Linked DNA regions of Mus musculus: regions 1, 2 and 4 are each linked to region 3. A link is a contact called in ENCODE POLR2A ChIA-PET data. All regions are on one chromosome and are shown on one strand. The core of a region is the stretch at or near the end of the contact, and the rest is flanking DNA. Distances in the headings are between cores, read along the strand shown. Region 1 holds the start of Ndst2 (N-deacetylase/N-sulfotransferase (heparan glucosaminyl) 2). Region 2 holds the start of Sec24c (Sec24 related gene family, member C (S. cerevisiae)). Region 3 holds the start of Vcl (vinculin). Region 4 holds the start of Zswim8 (zinc finger SWIM-type containing 8).

Region 1 (5,188 bases), core at 1,356-3,855, 190 kb before region 3:
ATGGTAGATCATAGTTGTCTATAACTCTGGTTCCAGGGCATCTGACACAGACATACATGCAGGCAAAACATAATACACATGAAATACAAATAAATTAAAAGAAAAGCTGTGATGGGGCAAAACCCATGCGTATAGTGTATGACGCTCTAAATGCAGGGGAGGGGGGATGGGAAGACAGGGTAGAGAGTGGAAGTAGGAGGAAGAGGTGTAGATCACGGGAAGAACTGAATTCTTTCGTTTGTTTTTATAGAAAGGGGTTTCTTTGTGTAGCCCTGGCTACCATATAGACCAGGCTAGCCTCCGATTCTGCCTGCCTCCATCTCCTGAGTGCAGGATCAAAGGCATGCACCACCACTGCCTGGCAGGAACAGCTAAATTATAACAGGGATAACAGTAGTGAGAATTCAAGGAAAGCAAGCTATACTTCACATGTAACACTGGTTTAATAACAGTATATACTGAGCGCTTACTACTTTACTTGTTGGGTGTCCTTCTAGAGCTTTGCATATACAGACAGACCTGATTCTGACTTATTACAATCTGCAAATGAAGCTGGGAGGTGATGGCGCACGTCTTTAATATAAGCCCTTAGAAGGCAGAGGCAGGACGATCTCTGAGTTTGAGGCCAGTCTGGTCTATAGGGCGAGTTCTAGGACAGCCAGGGCTACATGGAGGAGCACTTTCTTAAAAAAAAACCAAACCAAACCAAACCACCACTACCAACCAACGACAAAACCAATGTGCAAATGGTAAACACTTAAAGGAGACTTCAAATGGTTGTGGGTTTTGGTTTTCAGTGCCAGTGATGGGATATGTGGTCTTGCACAGGCTAGGCACGTGCTCTCCCAGGAGTTCCAACCTCAGGTCCTAGAGTTTTAATCCTTTCCTAAGGGAGTGGATTTGCAGACACCGTAGTAGTAGTAGTAGTAGTTGTTGTTCTTCTCTTCTCTTCTCTTCTTTTCTTTATTTCTTTCTTTCTTCCCCTCCCCCTCCTCCTCTTCCTCTTCTTCTTTTGGTTTTTTGAGACAGGGTTTCTCTGTGTAGCCCTGGCTGTCCTGGAACTCACTCTGTAGACCAGGCTGCCTCGAACTCAGAAATCCACCTGCCTCTGCCTCCCGAGTGCTAGGATTAAAGGTGTGTGCCACCACGCCCGGCTCTCTCTCTCTCTTGTTTATTTTTACTTATGTACTTTATGGATATAGGTACTTTGTCTACATGTACATCTGCACACCAGAAGACAGCATCAGATTGTAGGCCACCATGTGGGTGCTGAGGACTGAACTCAGGGCCTTTGGAAGTTTGGAACCACTAAGCTACCTCTCCAGCCCCAACAATACTTTTCATTTGAGACACACTGCAAGTACTTGCTCAGCCACACAAACAGAAGGTGAAGCAACTGGCGTCACTGAGCAGAGGGCACAAACTGATAAGCTCTTGTGGTCAGTAGTTTAGGATATCTTAAAAGTTTATCAGTAAATGCAAGAAGCACCTGTATTTAATGTCAGCTCTAACAGTTATGAAAACACATATAACTAGTAGTAGTTCCATTTTACACACGCATAATTTCTGGCCCAGAGAAGTTTAGTAACTTACCCGAGATTACAAAGCTCCGTTTGTGGATGAACTGGGATTCAAAGGTCAGGCCTGTCAACCTCCTGTGTTGTAACCACTGTATTTTAGCTTCATACCTAGAGGAAGCCAGTGAGATTTAGAGAGGGGATCATGTGAGAACTTTTGGTGGGGGAGCAGTGGGATGACTAAGTTGGAGGAAGAACATGTGTGTGGCAGTGGAAAGTTTCTGAGGAAGGAGAAACCTAAGGGTCGTCTGCCAAAGTGGGCAGCAAATACAGGGTCAGGGTGGGCTGGAGGTGTGGGCCCACCACTGGAATAAACAACAGGGGCCACGCTGTGGGAGGAAGGACCTGACCTTGAGGATAGAAGGACCCTCCTGCGGGAACTACGGGAAATGGGGAGCCCACAGGTGGGGGAGCTGGAGGGAAAGGGGCAGGGGTGCGGCCGAGAGTTGGCATCCAGACAGGCACTGGGTTTAAGAACCCCGTGTGCCCTGGGCGGAGTGGCCAGAATAAGGCAACTGAGGGGAGGCCAGCGGCTGGGACTCGGGGCAGGGTGCACAGGGCCAGATGGGTGGTCGCCCAGGACGACCCTGCGGGTGGTTTCGGTGGCGACACTCGCAGGAAGTCTGATCGCGAAAACCGAGGGCGACCGTGGACGGGAGACTGCTCTCAAAGATGGCTCACCCGGTGGAGTGGGCGGCGTCCCCGCTGTCCCCGGGCCCTGCCGCGTCCCGGGGCTGCCCGGCTTCCCTGCTCGCGGGGCCTCGGGCCGCGTCGCGGCGGCTCCGCCATCTCCGAGCGAACGCTCCGCCGCAGTCGGGCTCAAGTACCGCTCCCACCAGGGGGAGGCGGCGCGCTGCGGCTCGTGGTGCCCGCTCAGGTCCGCGCGCTCCCCGAGCGTGGCCGCTGCGTGACCGGGACCTGGGATAAGCCGACGGCCCTCCGCAGTGCTCAGCCCAGCCGCAGCCTCCCAGCCCTCCGGCCTCGCGCTCAGCCCACCAGGGTGGACCCCGTCCTCCACGCCGGGTGGCACAGTCTGCGGAGCGTCGGGGCGGGCCCAGGGCCCAGGCCTGTCCACTCAGACCCGCGGAGGAGGGAGCCCGCGTACCAAGGGCGGGGCCACCTCCGCCTGGGGCGGGGCGAAGACTCGGCCCACCGCCTAAGAGGCTACTTCCTCCCTGCCACCCCCCAATACAGCAGCCCAGGCTGAGTTTATGAGAAGTTTTCTTCCTTGCTCCCCAAGGGAATGGGCAAAAAGATGTTCGTCTCCTAGTGAAGCCTTGTCACGCAGGCTGCTAAAATCTAAGCCCACGGCTACGAGCCTCCAACAGCAATAACACAATGGACTGTTTAAAGGTTATTTTATTAAATATCTTCAAGGTTTCATTGTAACAAAGCTATGAAGGGACTACCAACATTCAGAACAAACACTATTTTAAATTATTTCTATGTCATCATGCAAAAGTTCTGCATCAAATGCCTTCCATTTCCTGTTTAAAAGGTGGTTTGTTTTTTAAATAGTCTATTAATAGTCTATAGATGCTGACATTAGCCCCAGAAGTGGAGTAAGAACGCTAAGAAGTGGGGCTGGAGCAGCCACATGAAGCTATGGGTCTCAAAGAGCTCTAAGACCATTTGTTGTCTTCAAGCCAGCAAAACCAAACCCTGTGATGAAGGTATCTGTTGGCTGGCACTGCAGGCTGCAGGGCAGGAAGGGTCTAGGGTCCAGGGTCTGAGGCATGCACAAGTGCTTGAGGAGCCTGGCTAAATTCAAGCACCAGCACCCATGCGTTTGTTCTCTTCTCAGCTGGCTCCATACTCTGTAGTTCTCTTTTCCCAGCTCCTGTGCCTCCTGAAGGTCACCCAAGGAGCTGAAATCTACCCCCCCCCCCAATGCAGATAATGTGCAGTTGTTTGGTGGGAGGGAACCAAGACTATGACCAATTGCCTCTTCCATTATCTTCTCTGTTATCTGCCTAAGGTACAGACCTTTTCTTCCTGGAATGGACCTCCTTGAGCACAGAGAGGGACAATGAATGCAGGAGCCTTGGCTCTGGACCCCTTTGTGGGTACATGCAGGCGAGGGGGTGATGCCCATGCAGATTGTCCAGCAGAAAAGTCTATACTTCGGTTGGTCAATAAAGAGCCTCTTTAAAGAGGACACTTCTCACCCAAGCAGTCAGTTCGATCTCAAACCCAGGGAAAGAGTTGGGCGTGCAGCATGGGAAGAAGGGAGGCAGCCCAGAGGGCAGCCAGAATGCATAGAAACAACCACCAACTCTTACCCACTGCCTCACTCCTCCCATCCCACAGGGGCACTTGGCAGAGGGCCCAGGCCTAGATGAGGGTCAGCATGGGGACCACCACCATGAAAATACAAGACAAAGATGGTCCAGATCAGCACACAAACAACTGCCAAAAGTGGCAAAAGGAGCCCTGGCCAACGACTTCTGGATCTCTCCTTGTTATGTCAGGAAAACCAACAGGAAACAAAGTAGCAATCCCTCCCCCTTTCCACCAGCAGAAATCGGGCCTCAGTCTCAGGCCCACGTGCATTGTGCATCCTCTAGAAATGGATGAGTTAAGTGCATGTCAGACGAACTCGAGGTTTCTCATTGGCGGACACACTTCTGCAGCACCAATTCTCTTCCTGTCTACGCTAACTGGACCGGTACAGCAAAGTCCAGGCTTTCAGTCCTGAGGCCACGCCTCACAGCTGCCTCCACACACAGCAGGCTGGCAGTGCTGCATTCTCTCCAATGTAGGTCCAGCGGCCACGGTGTTTGCGTCTTTCTCATACTAGGTGTCAATGCATGGTCTGACGAAGTCCACTCCTAGAACTGGGGTGATCAGGCCACCTCTGGGGCTGCAACCACACCATGGCTTTGTCCATGACCAAAGCTCTGTCAAGAGTCCTTGCCTGGTCCCCCTGAATCCATGGGGGCCTGAGGCCAAGCTCACCTCTTCAATACTGGTGGGTGAGCCCACTGTTCATGCCTGGATGAGCATCACACAAACTCCTGTCTCCTTGCAAGCCAAGGGCTATCAGTTGTTTTAAAACGCATCATGGTATGAATTCCGTTTTTTTAAACAATCTTATTTTCTTTTTTTTTTTTTCTTAAATGTAAAAAACACCTCGGTACAGCAGAGACAGACACGAAGGGCGGGCGGGAGGGCTGCATGCAGGGGCGTGCATTGGCTGCTGCCGCTTTGTAATTGAATTGTTTTAAACCTCAAACGAACAGGACCGCCGCTGTCACTCAGGCCCTCCAGAGTCACTGGCTGCGAAGGTTCAACCTCCAGCTGGAGTCTCCTAATGCCCCTGTCAAACAGAAGAGGAGGTGGGACAGACAGAAGAGGACGGTGAGAACACAGGTAATTCACAGCACACACTTGGCTGTGTCCTTGAGAGGACTGGTACAGGAGAGGCTAACGTTTAAACACAGCACTCTCACATTTGAGGGCCTACTCAGTGCTTTAATATGGTATCTTAATCCTTACCATCCATCCTTTGATAAGTAAAGAAACTAAGGCTCAGCAGGGGAAGAACGCTTGCACCAAATCTGGAGTCTGTCTGATTACAGAGCATAGCTTATCAAAACTACATTGCCCAG
Region 2 (5,266 bases), core at 2,537-5,036, 260 kb before region 3:
ATAGGGTTTATGCATGTGACTTCAAGTGACTAGGGACAAGAAGAGGGCATTTTATGTCCTGGAGCTGGACTCAGATGATTGTAAGCCTCCCAGTAGTAAATATTAATTGGGGATTTCTACACCACCTTAGATCATTTAGTTGCCAAATAAAGGACACAAAACCTTTATAATTCTTATAGCACTAGAGCTGGGTGGATGTGAACCCTCTATGCTAGTCTGTCTACTTCCCTGTCAGTAACCCTGAGATAGCACTTGCCATGTTCCACCTGGGCCACTCCTACTTCAAGAGGCTGGCCCTCATGGCCATGTACTTATTATGATCCTCCTTCCCCGTGGCGACTTATTCCTTCTTCTTCCTATATTTCCACACTCTTATGGTCCTTGTCTCAGACCCTAAGCCCAGGAAACAAAGCCCTACCTACCACTCTTCTGCCCAGCTACAGGCTGTAGACATCTTTATTAACCAATCACAGATAATTTGGGGAGCGAGATTTATATAACAAAAACTGGTATATGTGACGGTCTTGGAGCAGCCAGATCTTAGGGTGCAGAATTAGCATTTGAATAAAAGCAGTACCAGACCAATCCACTACAGTTCTGCAGGTTTGTGATAAATCCTAACTATGACAAAGTTATAAAAATCAGAATTTAGAGTTAGAAAAACAGTATCTGAGTTCTTGTTACCTTGTTATTAGTGTGATTTCACAAAGTTGCTTGACTTTACCAGTAACAAAAAGCATCTGGCTCTCCCTTCTCTGCTTAGTCACATGTTTGTGTGCGGGTTGCGTGTGCATGTGACTGCAAGTGACTGGAGTCGCAAGAGAGCATTCTATCTCCCGGAGCTGGAGTCACAGGCAGTTACAAACCTCTCAGTGTAAGTCCTGGGGAACAAATGGCTCTTTTGCAAGAGCCACCTTTGCCTGTCCCTTAGTTTTACTTTTTTTTTTTTTTTTTTTTTTGGTTTTTTGAGACAGGGTTTCTCTGTATGGCCCTGGCTGTCCTGGAACTCACTCTAGAGACCAGGCTGGCCTCAAACTCAGAAATCCACCTGCCTCTGCCTCCTGAGTGCTGGGATCAAAGGCGTGTGCCACCACGCCCAGCTCCTAGCCAGTGCTCTTAACTGCAGACCTATCTCTCCAGCCCCACACCCACAACACTTTGACAGCTATGGGTTCACCTAAAATCACACACACACACACACACACACACACCTAAAATAACACACACACACACACACACACACACACACACACACACACACAACCCCTCATTACTGGTCTACACCTACTAGGTAGTAACTGAACAATCACCAGGCAAGCACCCTATACTGGCCTCCATCTACACCTACAGTTTTTTCTCTTTATTTATTTACCTTTTTGAGACAAGCTCTCACTACACAGCCCAAGCTAAACTTGAACTTTGTTTTTAAAGATAGGGTCTGGGGCTGGAGAGATGGCTCAGAGATTAAGAGCACTGACTGCTCTTCCAAAGATCCTGAGTTCAATTCCCAGCAACCACATGGTAACTCACAATCATCAGTAATGGGATCTGATGCCCTCTTCTGGTGTGTCTGAAGATGGCTACAGTGTACTCATACATAAAATAAATAAATCTAAAAAAAAAAAAAAAAGACAGGGTCTTATATAGCCTAATCTGGCCTTGAACTTGTGATAAACAAGGTGTGCCTGAGGTTCTGATCTTCCTGTCTCTGCCTCCATTCTAAGTGCAAAGTTGAGTTATAGGAAAATTTAAAATGCAATTTATAGCCTCCATCTTTAAGCTGTGAATCTTAGCTCTTATTAGGAGTGCATAACTTTAAGCAAGACAGATTATATCTGCCTCCTTATGGTGTGATGAAATATGAATGGGATAAATCATGTGAAATGCTAAGGTGAGGGAGGGCTCAAGCTCGGGCAGCTCAAGTGCTCAACAAATGTTATCTGCATTTGGCAAATTCTTAAACTGACAACTGTTAGTCAGCAAGAGAATCAACCAGGAGGGAGTCATTTGTCAAGCTTGGTGTAATGGAGTACTGTTTGCTGAGCCCCGTCCCCAAAACTGAACTACATGTAGGTGAATTAGAGCACATTTCTAGTCAGCTTTGGTAGCATATGCTTTTAATCGCAGCTCGCTGGGGGCAGAAGCAGAAGGATCTCTGTGAATTGGAGACCGGCTGGATCCACACAATGAATTCAGGAGGGTTATACAGTGAGACCTCCTATGAGAGAGAGAGAGAGAGAGAGAGAGAGAGAGAGAGAGTCATAAGAGTGGATAAAAGTGGTGGTGGTAATGTACCCTTTAATCCCAGCACTTGCGAGGCAGAGGCAGGTGAATTTCTGAGTTCAAGATCAACCTGGTCTACAGAGTGAGTTCCAGGACAGCCAGGGCTACACAGAGAAAACCTGTCTCTGAAAAAAAAAAAAAAATCCCAAATAAATAGGAAAGATATTAATTTACATTTCTAACAAGTCTCAGCTGATACTGATACTAGGATCCACGGACAGTATTTTAAAAGTGGATAGAAACAGGGCTGGTGACAAAGAACACTGGCTGCTTTTCCAGGTGACTTGGGTTTGATTTCCAGCATCCATGTATCTTACAAGATTTGTTAACTCCAGTTCCAGGGGATCCAGTGCCCTCTTCTGGCCTCTGCAGGTACTGTAGTCACAAAGTGCACAGATACACATTCAGGCAAAACACCCATACATAAGACATTTTAAAACAAGCTAGACAGAAACAACTGACTGGTTAGTAACTGACATGCAAACTTAAATGCCCATTTTTCTCTAAGCATGCATTACTGTGTAACTACCATTACGTAGGAAAAAACCCCACAAAACAGTTTGCCTACTCTATTCATGAACCTAAGTTGGCCCAAAGAAGTGCTTAAAGCATAACAGCACAGAAAGAATTCCAATGCATGCAACGGAGAGGTTGGAAGCATAAAAAGTGGGAGTTCACGGTGATCATGGGTTATATATCCAGTTTCAGGATAGTCTGCCTATAAATTGAGATCCAGTCTCAAAAAACTGATTAGAGGATAAAAGAGCAATAATCATTTATTAGTTAACATTGTTCTCTGAAGAGTCTTATGATTACTGAAAGAATTGTAGCTCTTTTAACAGAGAGCAGGGAGGTCTTTATATTCTGGTAGAGTTACCTCTATTAAAAAAAGGGCAAGGCATAAAATGGTAACTAATCTTTATTGAATAAACATTATACTGAACAATCTTAGGAAACGTCTCTAAATTCATCCCAATTCACTGTTCGACACGAATTCTTTTCATTAAAGAAGTAAACCGGGGCAGAAGTTGTCCAAACATTGAACTAATCGGCCCAAAGTCGAGGGTTAGAACCCACCCTACCACTACCACGTGTGGCTCAAAGGTCAGGGTGAGCTCTACCGTAGGGACGCAAATCAACGGGGTGAAAGGTTAACAGGAAGTGGATACAAGACTAGCTGTCCTTAAAGTCAACACACGACGAAGGGAGCGTTACTAAAAATAATCTGACCTAGTTTTCTCAATACCCTCTCAGCTGGTAAAGCCATAAAAAAAGTCTGGAAAATGTGGAAAAATCTGGAAAGGAAAGAAAAAAAAAAAAAAAAAAAAAAGCATGAAACTCAGCAATACTTTACAGACTGCGTCCATGACGGGATACACCACATACGCATGCGCAACATCCGGGTTTCCGGAAGCGTGCCTAAGGCCGACGTGGCAGAAGGAGTGGCCTAGCCCTAGAGCATGGGGCGGAACTTCCGGGGACGGCACGCCAGCCCCCCCCCCCTCGGAACCGGAAGTTGAGCCTGGGAGCCTTGACGTTAGGAACGAAGTCGAACCTGGATCTGGAGCCGGGTGAGGAGTGGCATCGCGAGGTTGCGTGGTGGGGAGGAATGCTGAGGAGAGGCCAGGGTATTTTTGGCCTGATCGCTGTCCGGTTTTAGAGGAAAGGGAGGAGCCTGGAGGCGGGGCCTAGAAAGAGACCCTCACCTCTCGCATCTGTGGCCGGCGATCGGTCTTAGGTCCCCGGACCCCTCCCTTCACCTCCTGGCCCAGGTTCCGGCTCGCTTCGCCCTCCCAGCATGTTGAAGGGCATTAGAGGATTGGTCTTTACTGCTTAGTGAACCGGCCCTCTTCGTGGCCCTAGAGGCTGGCTTGGCTTCCGGATCTCGATCTCTGGAGCGCTCAAGCCTCCGCATCTCGGGTACTTTCAGAGTTCTAGGAAGCTTGCCCCGCCCCTTTCGGTTGTCACCCTCGGCTATCCCCCTAGAATGGAGTCAAGATTGGAGTTTGACTCTGAGCTTATTCGGTCCCTCAGCCTCCTTCAGGAAATTAAAGGGAGAGGGACGTTTCCCAGGCTTGATGTTGGTGGCATGTGCAACGTTTAGCGTTTGGAAGGACTGTTCTAAAATGGCTTTGACTTTACAGAGTTTTCAGTCCGGCAGCGGTTTAGCTTCTGGGCTCTCCTAGCAAAGAGAAACCTATTGTTCTACTGCAGCACCTGAAAGGAGGTCTCACTCTTCCTGGGCCTCTTCTGCCTGTATAATAACTAGAAGGATGTTTAGATCTCCAGTCCCCTTGTTGGAATGACCCCTGAAAAGGACCTCCAACTCATCCTTCTGTTCCTGGGCAAGATTGCAATAGTTTGATAGCGACCTATCAAACAAACCTTAGAACAGAAACAATTACAGGCATGCTCTTGGATGTAGAATACCCATAGTCCTCTGCTTGAGACATGAGATGAATGACCTTTGCCATGGAATATTGCTACTTTTTTTTTATCTTAAATGTTTCATTTGTGAGGTTAATACATTCTGTTCATGGAAAGACTGGGGTCAGAGTAACATTTGGATTATTGTAGGTCAGACAAAGAATACTGTTTCTCCCAAATAGCTACTTTACAGTTTTTCTTTGTGTGTGTGTGTGTGTGTGTGTGTGTGTGTGTGTGTGTGTGTTTGAACAAAACCTAGTACATTTGAAGTTATTCTGTTTTGGGGGATGAATGGATGACTTGGTGGTAGATACAATGAATGGAAAGTGGAAACATTGCTTTATTTACCTGTAACATCATGGTAGTTATCAGGCAGAGGACTCTGTGTGACTGCCTGGACACTGAAAGTCATACCACTGGAGAATGGCTGCTGCTGTTCTGTTCCATTAAGTCTGTCTGAAGTTGAAATTTATACCTTCTTGGCAGTGACACAACATGGGGTTCACAGTAACAAAACCCTTGCTTTGAAGAAAGTGACTGCATACTGGCGGGGCAG
Region 3 (4,726 bases), core at 1,994-4,493:
TGTTTATTGAACTCAACTTATCACTGAACAAGATCCTGCACAGCACCCATCTGTGCCTGGTTAAGCTTCCCTCCTTCCAGCCCAGTGGACAATGGGCCTGGCTACCTAGAGGGAGAAGCTGACAGGGCTTGGGGGCTGAAAGAACACTAACTGGGAATGGCACAGACCTTTGAAACCTTAAAGCCAGTTACACACCTTTTCCAACAAGGCCGTATCTCCTAATCCTTCCCAAACAGTTCCATCAACTGGGGACTCATTATTCAAATATAAACCACTACATTTAAACCACTACACCATGTTGTAGAACTGGACAATGTTTTTTTTTTACATTAGTGTTTTTTAGCTTATTTTATTGTTTTATGTATATGAGTGTTTTGCCTGCATGTATACCACTTGCATGCAATGTACTACTTGCATTCAGTGCCTACAAAAACCAGAAGTGGCCATTGGAGTCTCTGGAACTGGAGTTATGCATGACAATGAGCTGCTAGGTGGGGGCTGGGTCCTTGGGAAGAGCAGTTAGTGCCTTTAATCACTTAGTCATTTGTCTAGCCCCTTTATATTAATTTTGATGAATTTCCATAACGAGGTGTGTTTCTTGGGAGCTATTGACTTTTTTGTTCGTTTGTTTGTTTGATTTTTTTTTTTTTTTTTTTTTTTTTTTGAGACAGGGTTTCTCTGTGTAGCTTTGGCTGTCATGGAACTTGATCTGTAGACTAGGCTGGCCTTGAACTCACAGAGATCTACCTGCTTCTGTCTCTGAAGTGCTGAGATCAAAGATGTGCACCATCACCACCAGGCTCACTATTGACTTATTAAAGAGTCAGTAATGGTCAGACTATTATTGCCTATGCAACCCAGCCTGCCCATTTGGTATGCAAACAGTGCAGTTGCACAGGTTCCTGCATTCAGAAGCACTTCATGCTGGTGCTTGTTGCCTTCAAATATTGTCTCCTAGTCTGTTATGTAGAAAAATAATTCATTTGAGCCTTCGGTCATGAGTCTTGGATAGGTTTTCAGCTGCTGGTTCTCCTGTTCTTTTGGCCCTGCTGAGTCTCCATTTCCCTGCTTTGGCCCAGTCATCATTGCCATCTTTCCTACCTTGGTCTAACCTCAGGGTATATTTCCTCCAGTGTCTAGGGATGAAGCACGGTGATAGCCATTCCAAAACGGTAGCAATGCCACAGCATGTTTAAGGATGGAGTCAATGAGGGTAAATTATTTTTGAAGATCACTCGTTTGCTATGGGCTTAAGGAAGGAGGCCTATGGGAAATACCTGCCTTGGATTCTTTCTTCCTAGCAACTAAGAGAAGAATTACAAGTTAGTGGAGTGGAGGGGTTCCCAAGTTCTGGGAAGGTTTGTAGTTAACCCCAAAATCCCTCTGTCCAGGAGATAGGTCATTAAGTAATAAGCAAAACACAATGATGAACTGAGAGACTCCAGAGAAAGAAGTCTGACGTTGAATGGCCCAGGAAGCTCTTATCAAAGGCAGACAGAAATGAGCTCCCTCCTGTACAGCTTTGTTTCAGTTGGAGGCAGAGCCTCTGCATTCATGGTTATTTATTAAGGTGGTTTTGTTTGTTTTGTTTTTGAGTCAGTGTCTCAAGCAGCCCAGGCTGTCATCAAACTTGCTAGGTAGCCGAGGAGGACCTTGAACTTCTTCTAATCCTCTTGCCTCCAACTCCTGGGTGACAGACAAAATTATAGGTGTGTATGAACACCATGTCCTTGTTTTGTGATGCTAGAGGCTGACCTAAAGCTTTGTGTATGGTAGGCAAGTACTAAAGCTTTGTGCATGGTAGGCGAGTGCTCTTTACCAACTGAGCTCATCCCCACCTCAAGAGAAAGTTCAAGACTTGGTAACCACAGAGCAGAAACGGGGGTATGTACTGCTAGACACACAGAACTTTAGAGCTGGGTAAGACAACATGTGGCTTGGCCTTCTGCAAAATGTGACATCCTGAGAAACATTTTTCTTTGACTTGAGGATCTTTCATTTGAAGGCATTAATGAATGTGTTTCCTCTCAGAATGAGGAAGCTTGGGCAAGAGAACTTGAGGTTAGGAAAACATGCAGATGTCTTAAATGTGGTGAGGGGATTGGGCAATTTGGCCCTACTTACAGACTTGTTAAAAAGTATCCACTTTTGAATTTTCATTTCACTTTTTTTTTTTTTTTGAGATGGGGGTCTTGTCATGTTGCTCAGACTGGCTTGGAACTCCTTCCTCAAATGATCCTCCTAACCCTGCCTCTGGAGTGCTGTTGTAACTACAAATAGATGCTCATCACAACCACAAAAGGACTACCCCTCCAGGATGGCCTCAAACTTTCTTTGTAGTGGAGTATGACCTTGAACCCCTGATCCACTTCCCTAGTGCTGCTGGTATACGGGCCCACTCTATCAAGGCTGATTTTGCGTAGTGCTGGGAATCAAACCTAGGGCTTCTTACATTCTAGGCAAACATTTTAGCAACGGAACCAGACCTAAGTAGATTTGCAAAAATGGGATACCAGTCGCTAAAACAGAAGGTGGCAGACAGACTTCTACTCACCAAAAGCGAAAGATTAGCAGGTAAATTTCATTAAGTCTCTAGTTCTACGGAAACGTTCCTATTTATTTAGAAAACACGTATTTGCAAGTGAACGTGTACACGGAGGTCTAGAAAGTGCCACACCAAACTTAACTGTGACTATCCGAGGGCAGATAGTACAAATCAATGGGTACTCATGTTTCTCGGTGTGTTTTTGTTGTCTGGATCTTTTTACTTCCTCGTGAATTACTGGGAGGTGACGGAACAGTGTTCTGACTGCGTCCGGTGACGGTAAAGGGGAGCACCCTGCGGGGAGACCGGGGGAAGCCGAGGTCCCCTCTCTCTGGCGCTGCCTGAGGTGAGGATATCCCGCCCTACTGAGGTGATCCTGCGGAGGGGCGGAGCTCCGCCACTCTGAGGCGGGAGGCGGCTCCTGGGGGCGGGGCCAGTCCAGTGCAGTCGCTCGCTCCGCTCCCACTATGCCCTTATAAGGAGCGCCCCGCGAGAGGGTTCGGGAATCCGGTCGCAATCCCTGCGGCGCAGCCCCAATCCCAGGCCCCTCCCTTGGGAATGGGGGCGGGGCGGGACCTTAGCGGCTCTGCCTTGGGGGCGGAGCTTATCGAAGTAAGACCAATAGGAGCCACAGTCCGGCTCTGAGTTGCGTTACCATTGGGCGCGGCGACGTGAGAGGGCGGGGCGCCTGTGGGGCTAGTTACGCCGAGGGAAGCCCGGACTCTAGTCGCCGCTCCGAGTCAGTCACTCGCCGCCGGCTCCCGGCCCTACGGATCCCAGTTTTCTGTTGCCCGCGGTACGCCGCCCCGCTAGCCGCCGCGATGCCGGTGTTTCACACGCGTACGATCGAGAGCATCCTGGAGCCGGTGGCGCAGCAGATCTCGCACCTGGTGATTATGCACGAGGAGGGCGAGGTGGACGGCAAAGCCATTCCTGACCTCACCGCGCCCGTAGCCGCCGTGCAGGCGGCCGTCAGCAACCTCGTCCGGGTGAGCGCGCCGGGCCTGGGACGGGAGCGCGGGCGGGAGAAGTCCCCAGGGTCCCGGTCCGCCTCGCTGCTTGCATTCGCAGGCGCTTGGAGCGTCGGGTGGACTCCAGGGCAGGTGCCGTGGTTTCGAATGCCGATTTCTCTGGGCTGTGACCTTGAGCAAGCCACTGAGCCTGTCGGGGACCTCAGTTTCCTCATCTATAAAATGGGACACTTGTGTGAGAAATCCTGCCTTGGGGCTGTGCTGTGAAGAGTCAGCGAGCTTTTAGTTGTGAAGTGCCTAGGGTGTGTGTGCCCGTAGTAGGCGCCCAAGAAATGGTCGTTAGGTTGTCTCACGGTCCCTCCCCTGGGCAGGCTCGCGTCACTTGCGTTGAGTACCTTGCTCTTAGCTCCTTTTTAGGCCTCTCCTCTCCAACCTGTGGGTGGTTTCTCTTATGGTCTCCCTGCCCTAACTTCCAAGGATTCTTATTTGCACCGGGCTGCTCGCCTTTCTAATACTTCTGTCCCCTGAGACCCACCTGCCCAACCCTCCCCTGGGATCCTGGTGTCTGTCGCTTCTACCCAACTGCTTGGCTTCTTCCTCTCTCTGTCGCCGCCTCCTTTCCTTCGGGGCATTTTGCTCACACCTCCGGGGACTCTTAGCACCTTTAGACAGTAATTCATAACCAGGAGCCCTGCTTGCCCTCTGCCTGACCCCATGGCCGTCATTTTATTCCTTCCATGAAGCTGTCTATCCATCTTTACTGCTGTCAAATGGCTTTCTTTCACTGGGGCCTTTCCAGATTTGGGGGGCCTCCTCCTCTGCCCCTCCTTCTGGCAGGAAGCAAGATGGAGCTGCTGTGAGAGGCCTGTGGAATCTGGGATCTGCAGCCCCTGCCTGAGGGGAAGGCTAGGGCGTTCTTTGCCAGTCCACACTTTTCTGCCTGCCCCTAGCTATTTATCGATCTTTGTAGCCCACTTCTGAAATGGGAAAAGAGATAGAGAGACTAGTCTCGTAACTGTACCCTGGCTAATGTCACACTTGCTCCAGGCTGGGTGTGACTCAGACTGCTGTTCCCTGTGAAGAACAACTCAGGAAAAAGTTCATACTGCTTTCCGAACCAAGCTGTGTAAATGGTGTGTCAGGGTAGTTGATAGGTAACTGTCTGTCGGGTGGGGCTTGTGTTATTTATCGGATTATAGGACTTTAACGC
Region 4 (4,846 bases), core at 2,340-4,839, 220 kb before region 3:
GTAAACGTCTGGAATTTTCCTCCATTCCTCTTCCACTTTATTCCTTGAGGCAGGGTCTCTTGGGGTTTGGAATATTATAAAAATTATGGGTCTAGGTCAGAATAAGCTAAAGAACTGTGACTTTGTTTTTTGTTTTCTGTTTTCTGTTGTGTTTTCAGGAAGCCAGGAAGATGAGATCAATCCAGGAGTCTCTGGGACAGTCCGAGAGTTTATCTCCCCACAAGATGACCAAGTTGTTACAGAGATTTCCCAACAAATCTCATCTCATCTGAAAATGGAGAAATATTTTCAATGAACTCTCATTTCCAAAAGCTATACAGAGAGGCACGTTTGGGAGGTTTGCGGTTTGCATTTGCATTGCTACGAGTTTTTGAAGGGTAAAATGAGGCAAAATACTTAATTTTGCTCTTTTGAATGAATCGTATTCTGGATGCTGTCTTGAAATAAAATCCTCTAAAAAGAAGTTGGCCATTTCTTCTAATTAGCTGCTTCTCCTCACACCTCCAGCCCCATCCTGAAGAGGAATATCTCTGCCTTTCCCTTCACTGGGCAAGCACCCAACCTCTGAGCCAACCTGAGCACGTCCTTTCTTGGGCTCTATAATCTCCCCAAACCCTGGAAGTTCTTTATTCCTGGGATGCTCTTCATTTCCTTTCTTTTGTTTTGTTTTTGTTTTTTTTTTGTTTTTTTTCTTTTTCTTTTTTGAAAGAGAGTTTCTCTGTGTATTCCTGGCTGTCCTGTAACTCACTCTGTAGACCAGGCCAGTCGCAAACTCCGAGATCGCCTGCCTCTTTCTCCCAAGTGCTGGGATTAAAGGCATGCGCCACCACTGCCCAGTCCAAATATGCTTTTGATGAGCAAGTCTGAATGTCTTTTGTTGCCTTTCAAGTCCTTTACATCATTTAGTCCTTTGGCTTTTAGATACATAAGTAGCAATGAAGTCTGTGTATGCAGAGCCTTTTTGCCATCAGCTGTATTCAGTGAGGGCATACTTCACAAATAGTCTGTCCAAAGTGCTTACTGAAGCAAGTGCATATACTGATACCCAGAGATTCTGTAGATACATATTATTTTATTTGTACAGTTAATATACTTAGGGGCTGGAGAGCTGACTCCATTTAAGGGTACTTGCTACTTTTGTAGAGGACTGACATTGGGTTCCACAGTGACCATCCTAGCTGCCTCACAGCTTCTTGCAACTAGTACCAGGGAGCCTGATAGCAGTGCAATTAGAGACAGATATATACGATAAAAAAAAAATTGTTGGATATGGTGGGTTCTGTTTGTATAGGTGCCCAGGGAGTGGATATGTGGATATATGGATATGTGGCCTTGTTGGATTAGGTGTGTCACTGTCAGAGTGGGCTTAAGACTCTCATCCTAGCTGCCTGGAAGTCAGTCTTCCATTAGTAGCCTTCAGATGAAGATGTAGAATCCTCAGCTCCTCCTGCACCATGCCTGCCTGGATGCTGCCAGTTCCTGCCTTGATAATGGACTGGACCTGTGAACCAGTAAGCCTGCTCCAGTTAAATCTTGTCCTTGTAAGAGTTGCCTTGGTCACGGTGTCTGTTCACAGCAGAAAACCCTAACTAAGACACTGGTACATGCCTTTTCCCCCCAACGCTTAGAAGGCAGGCAGGCAGGCAGACAGGCAGATCTCTGAGCAATGCCATAAAGAGACCCTCAACAAAACAAAACAAAAATCATTTTTAAAAAAGAGTTGCTTTAAAAAAAAAAAGCAAACAGCCTGGTTGTTGTGGGCTCACACCTTTAATCCAGCACAGAGGCTGGCAAGTCTCCGGGTTATAGCCAGCCTGGTCTAAAAAGCGTTCAAGGACAGCAAGGACTACACAGTGAAAACATGTCACAGTGAAACGCCCCCCCCCCCAAAGAAAATTAAAAGTAAAAATTACCAATGATTTAAATACTCTGCCCAGTCTTGCTTAATGTAAAAGTAAGCAGTACTATTTATAAATTTGGTCATTAACTTTTACCTAAGAAATGTGAAGGTAATTTTTTTTCCTGTCCCCTCTGGCAACTATTTCCTTTTTCTATTAAATAATCAGGTAGAGTAGATTATCATGTCTCAATATTTCAGTGACTTTCCACTTAATTCTCCCAAGTGGTATGACTAAGATTTGGTGGGCAATTCACTGTAAATTACTGTTGTTGTTTTTTTTTTCTTACATTCTCCGGTTTGCTGATAGTATTTACTGTCCTCTGGTAGTAGGAATAATTGTGTGAGATTTTATATATGTTCTGCCCCTCCAGGCACAACCAAATTAGCCTTTTCTTAATAGCCGATAGAATTTTTTTTTTTTTTTCAAGACAGGGTTTCTCTGTTTAAAATTTAGCTCTGGCTATCCTGGAACTCACTCTGTAGACCAGGCTGGCCTCGAACTCAGAAATCTGCCTGCCTCTGCCTCCCAAGTGCTGGGATTAAAGGCATGCACCACCGCTGCCCAGCAGTAGCTTATAGTATTAATGTGGTATAGAAATGAGAGTTCTCCATGGTCTAGGTGTGATAATTACTGCAGTGAAGAGGGGTCTTTCCTCATCTCTCAATAGCTAGATTTCCCTATAGTCGTGTATTCCACTATAATTGCCTGGTTCTGCAAGCTGGGTCTTTTAGTTACATGAAGAAGTTCAGTGTTTTGGATACTTTAGACTAAGGAGGGTCAGTAGATTCCCATTAGCCTAATAAGTCTGTCAACTGGGATGAGGAGAAATATATCTAGCCATAGCTGAAATTTAGCATTTCAGTCAGGGTTAAACGATACAATCGACAGTAGCATTAGTGTCCATATAAAATAATCAAGGGTGGTGGCATAGAACCCAGGGCCTTGTAAATGCTAGGCAAACATTATCAATTAAATACCCTGCAGAGGCTGAAGAGGTGGCTCAGTCAACAAAGGCTGGGTTCACAACCAAAAATGTAAGAGTTAAATACCCTGCCAATCTTGGCTTTTAATGTATAAATAAACAGTACTACGTAACACGTTTGTTTTATATGTCTCAATAATTGTATTTAAACCCAATTAATGTGTAATTCATAAACAATCAGGCAAGGTGAAAGGCATCCACGGACTTCACTATACTGATAAAAGGTCTTCATCGCGTGCGCACACGCACACTCGCAGATTAAAAATCCCCAGATTCAAAAGCAGTACGGAGGAAAAGGACATCCATCCATTTCCTGAAATCAAATGCTTTCTTTCCTGGCGCTCCCCTTTAGAAAGCTAAAGTGGCTGGATTATAGGCTTTGGACTGCAACTCCCAGAAGGCAATGCGGCCTAGGCCTAGCCCCGAAGCGTGACAATAACCTATCCAATGGTCACTGCACGGTCCCCTGACAGCCAGCGATTCTCGATGTGAACGGTGTCCACTTCTTTGGGGACACTATGGGTACCAAGTAATTGCTGGAATCTGTGACCCGTTCCTATTCCTTTGGGAGCTGTGTGTGAGAGTGGGCTCGAGAAAACTGCAGGCAGTGCACACACATGTCCCCTACACCCGCCCGTACGCGGTCCAGTCCTCGAGCACGCGAGGGCGGAAGTAGTGATGGCCGGCGCGGCCGGAAGTTCGGATCAGCTGATGGGGGAGGCGGCGCCGCAGCCGCCTAGAGGCCCTGGCCGCCCAGCGCTTCGTCCCGGCCTCGAGTCTCGCAGGCTGGCCACAATCCCCGCTCGCACCTCGCTGTTGGGTGAGGCCCGGCCCGGTGTCCCTCCCAGGCCCGAGATCCTTGCCCGGCACGGCCGCCCTGAGCGCCCCGGCCACCCCCAGCCCCGGCTCGCCCCTCAGGCCCCGGGCCTCCCCTCAGTCCCCGGCCGGCGGCCCAGGCCCCGGATCCGCGGGGGGAGACCCGGCCCCGGGGGGTGCGGGCCCCATGGAGCTGATGTTCGCGGAGTGGGAGGACGGCGAGCGCTTCTCGTTTGAGGATTCCGACCGCTTTGAGGAGGATTCACTCTGTTCGTTCATTTCCGAGGCCGAGAGCCTTTGCCAGAACTGGCGAGGATGGCGCAAACAGTCAGCGGGGCCCAATTCCCCCACTGGAGGCGGTGGCGGAGGTGGCAGTGGCGGTACCAGAACGCGAGGTGAGGATGAGCGGGGAAGACTGCGAGGGGGAGGGGAGCAAGCTGGTCCCGCTTGGGCCTTGCTTGGGAGCTGTCCGGACCGGGAGCTGTCCCAAGCTTAGAGCAGACTTCAGGACTCGCTTCCCTGGCCTTCCAGGGACGGGGTGGCATCTTAACAGCAGAGCCGGGGCGTGGGGGGTAGAAAGATATAGAGGGGAGAAAGGAGAGGAAAGGAGAGAGAGAGAGAAGGAGAGAGAGAGAGAAGGAGAGAGAGACAGAGAGAGAGAAGGAAGAATGAATACACTCACTGGCGCGCGTTCACATAAGCTTGTGTTGTGGCAAAGAACATCCTGGCTTGGCCAGAAAGATCTTTTGTTATTCCGTTACGCCTTAGAGACCAAATACGGGAGAATACCCCTTCTCTGTTTTAAGAATGCTTAACGGAATTTGGCCTTTAGTATACCAGAAGTAGGCAGGAGAGAATGCGGTTAGGCGCAGATTGTTAAAAGGTGATCACGTGAGGTGTGTCACTCTATGGGATGGTGCATGGGTTGCTTTGCTTCCAGGATGTTAATCTCCCCTCATAAACTGCACCAAGAAAGTATTCCACCAAGAGGAACGTGGAAGTGAACTTGCCTGTGAGAAGAGATGCTATAATTCATAGGGTTAAACCAGACTCTTGGCATCTGTTAGAAGCAAAGTCTGGGACCAGTGGGTGGAGCCTTGGACTTCTATATCTGAGGTCTGAGGAGGGCTGTCCTCATGAAGCACCT

What was found. ChIA-PET counts read pairs that join two places held with the same protein, here RNA polymerase II (POLR2A).
Region 1: POLR2A ChIA-PET joins it to region 3 with 15 read pairs in Patski. The contact joins the promoter of Ndst2 here to the promoter of Vcl in region 3. POLR2A ChIA-PET finds 5 or more read pairs at or near these places in 3 of 5 experiments (Patski and embryonic stem cell).
Region 2: POLR2A ChIA-PET joins it to region 3 with 20 read pairs in embryonic stem cell. The contact joins the promoter of Sec24c here to the promoter of Vcl in region 3. POLR2A ChIA-PET finds 5 or more read pairs at or near these places in 3 of 5 experiments (Patski and embryonic stem cell).
Region 4: POLR2A ChIA-PET joins it to region 3 with 17 read pairs in embryonic stem cell. The contact joins the promoter of Zswim8 here to the promoter of Vcl in region 3. POLR2A ChIA-PET finds 5 or more read pairs at or near these places in 3 of 5 experiments (Patski and embryonic stem cell).

What each region holds. Positions count from the first base shown.
Region 1 is chr14:20,731,957-20,737,144 of GRCm38, forward strand. It overlaps Ndst2 (N-deacetylase/N-sulfotransferase (heparan glucosaminyl) 2), which reads right to left and starts at 2,606. Exons shown (of 15, transcript NM_010811.2): 1 at 2,259-2,606; 2 at 1,594-1,688. It overlaps Camk2g (calcium/calmodulin-dependent protein kinase II gamma), which reads right to left. Exons shown (of 21, transcript NM_001360186.1): 21 at 2,917-4,896.
Region 2 is chr14:20,670,535-20,675,800 of GRCm38, forward strand. Sec24c (Sec24 related gene family, member C (S. cerevisiae)) reads left to right here and starts at 3,787. Exons shown (of 23, transcript NM_172596.2): 1 at 3,787-3,854.
Region 3 is chr14:20,926,155-20,930,880 of GRCm38, forward strand. Vcl (vinculin) reads left to right here and starts at 3,244. Exons shown (of 21, transcript NM_009502.5): 1 at 3,244-3,534. The coding sequence starts at 3,367.
Region 4 is chr14:20,703,963-20,708,808 of GRCm38, forward strand. It overlaps Zswim8 (zinc finger SWIM-type containing 8), which reads left to right and starts at 3,590. Exons shown (of 26, transcript NM_027996.3): 1 at 3,590-4,094. The coding sequence starts at 3,887. It overlaps Chchd1 (coiled-coil-helix-coiled-coil-helix domain containing 1), which reads left to right. Exons shown (of 3, transcript NM_025366.3): 3 at 159-463. The coding sequence ends at 272.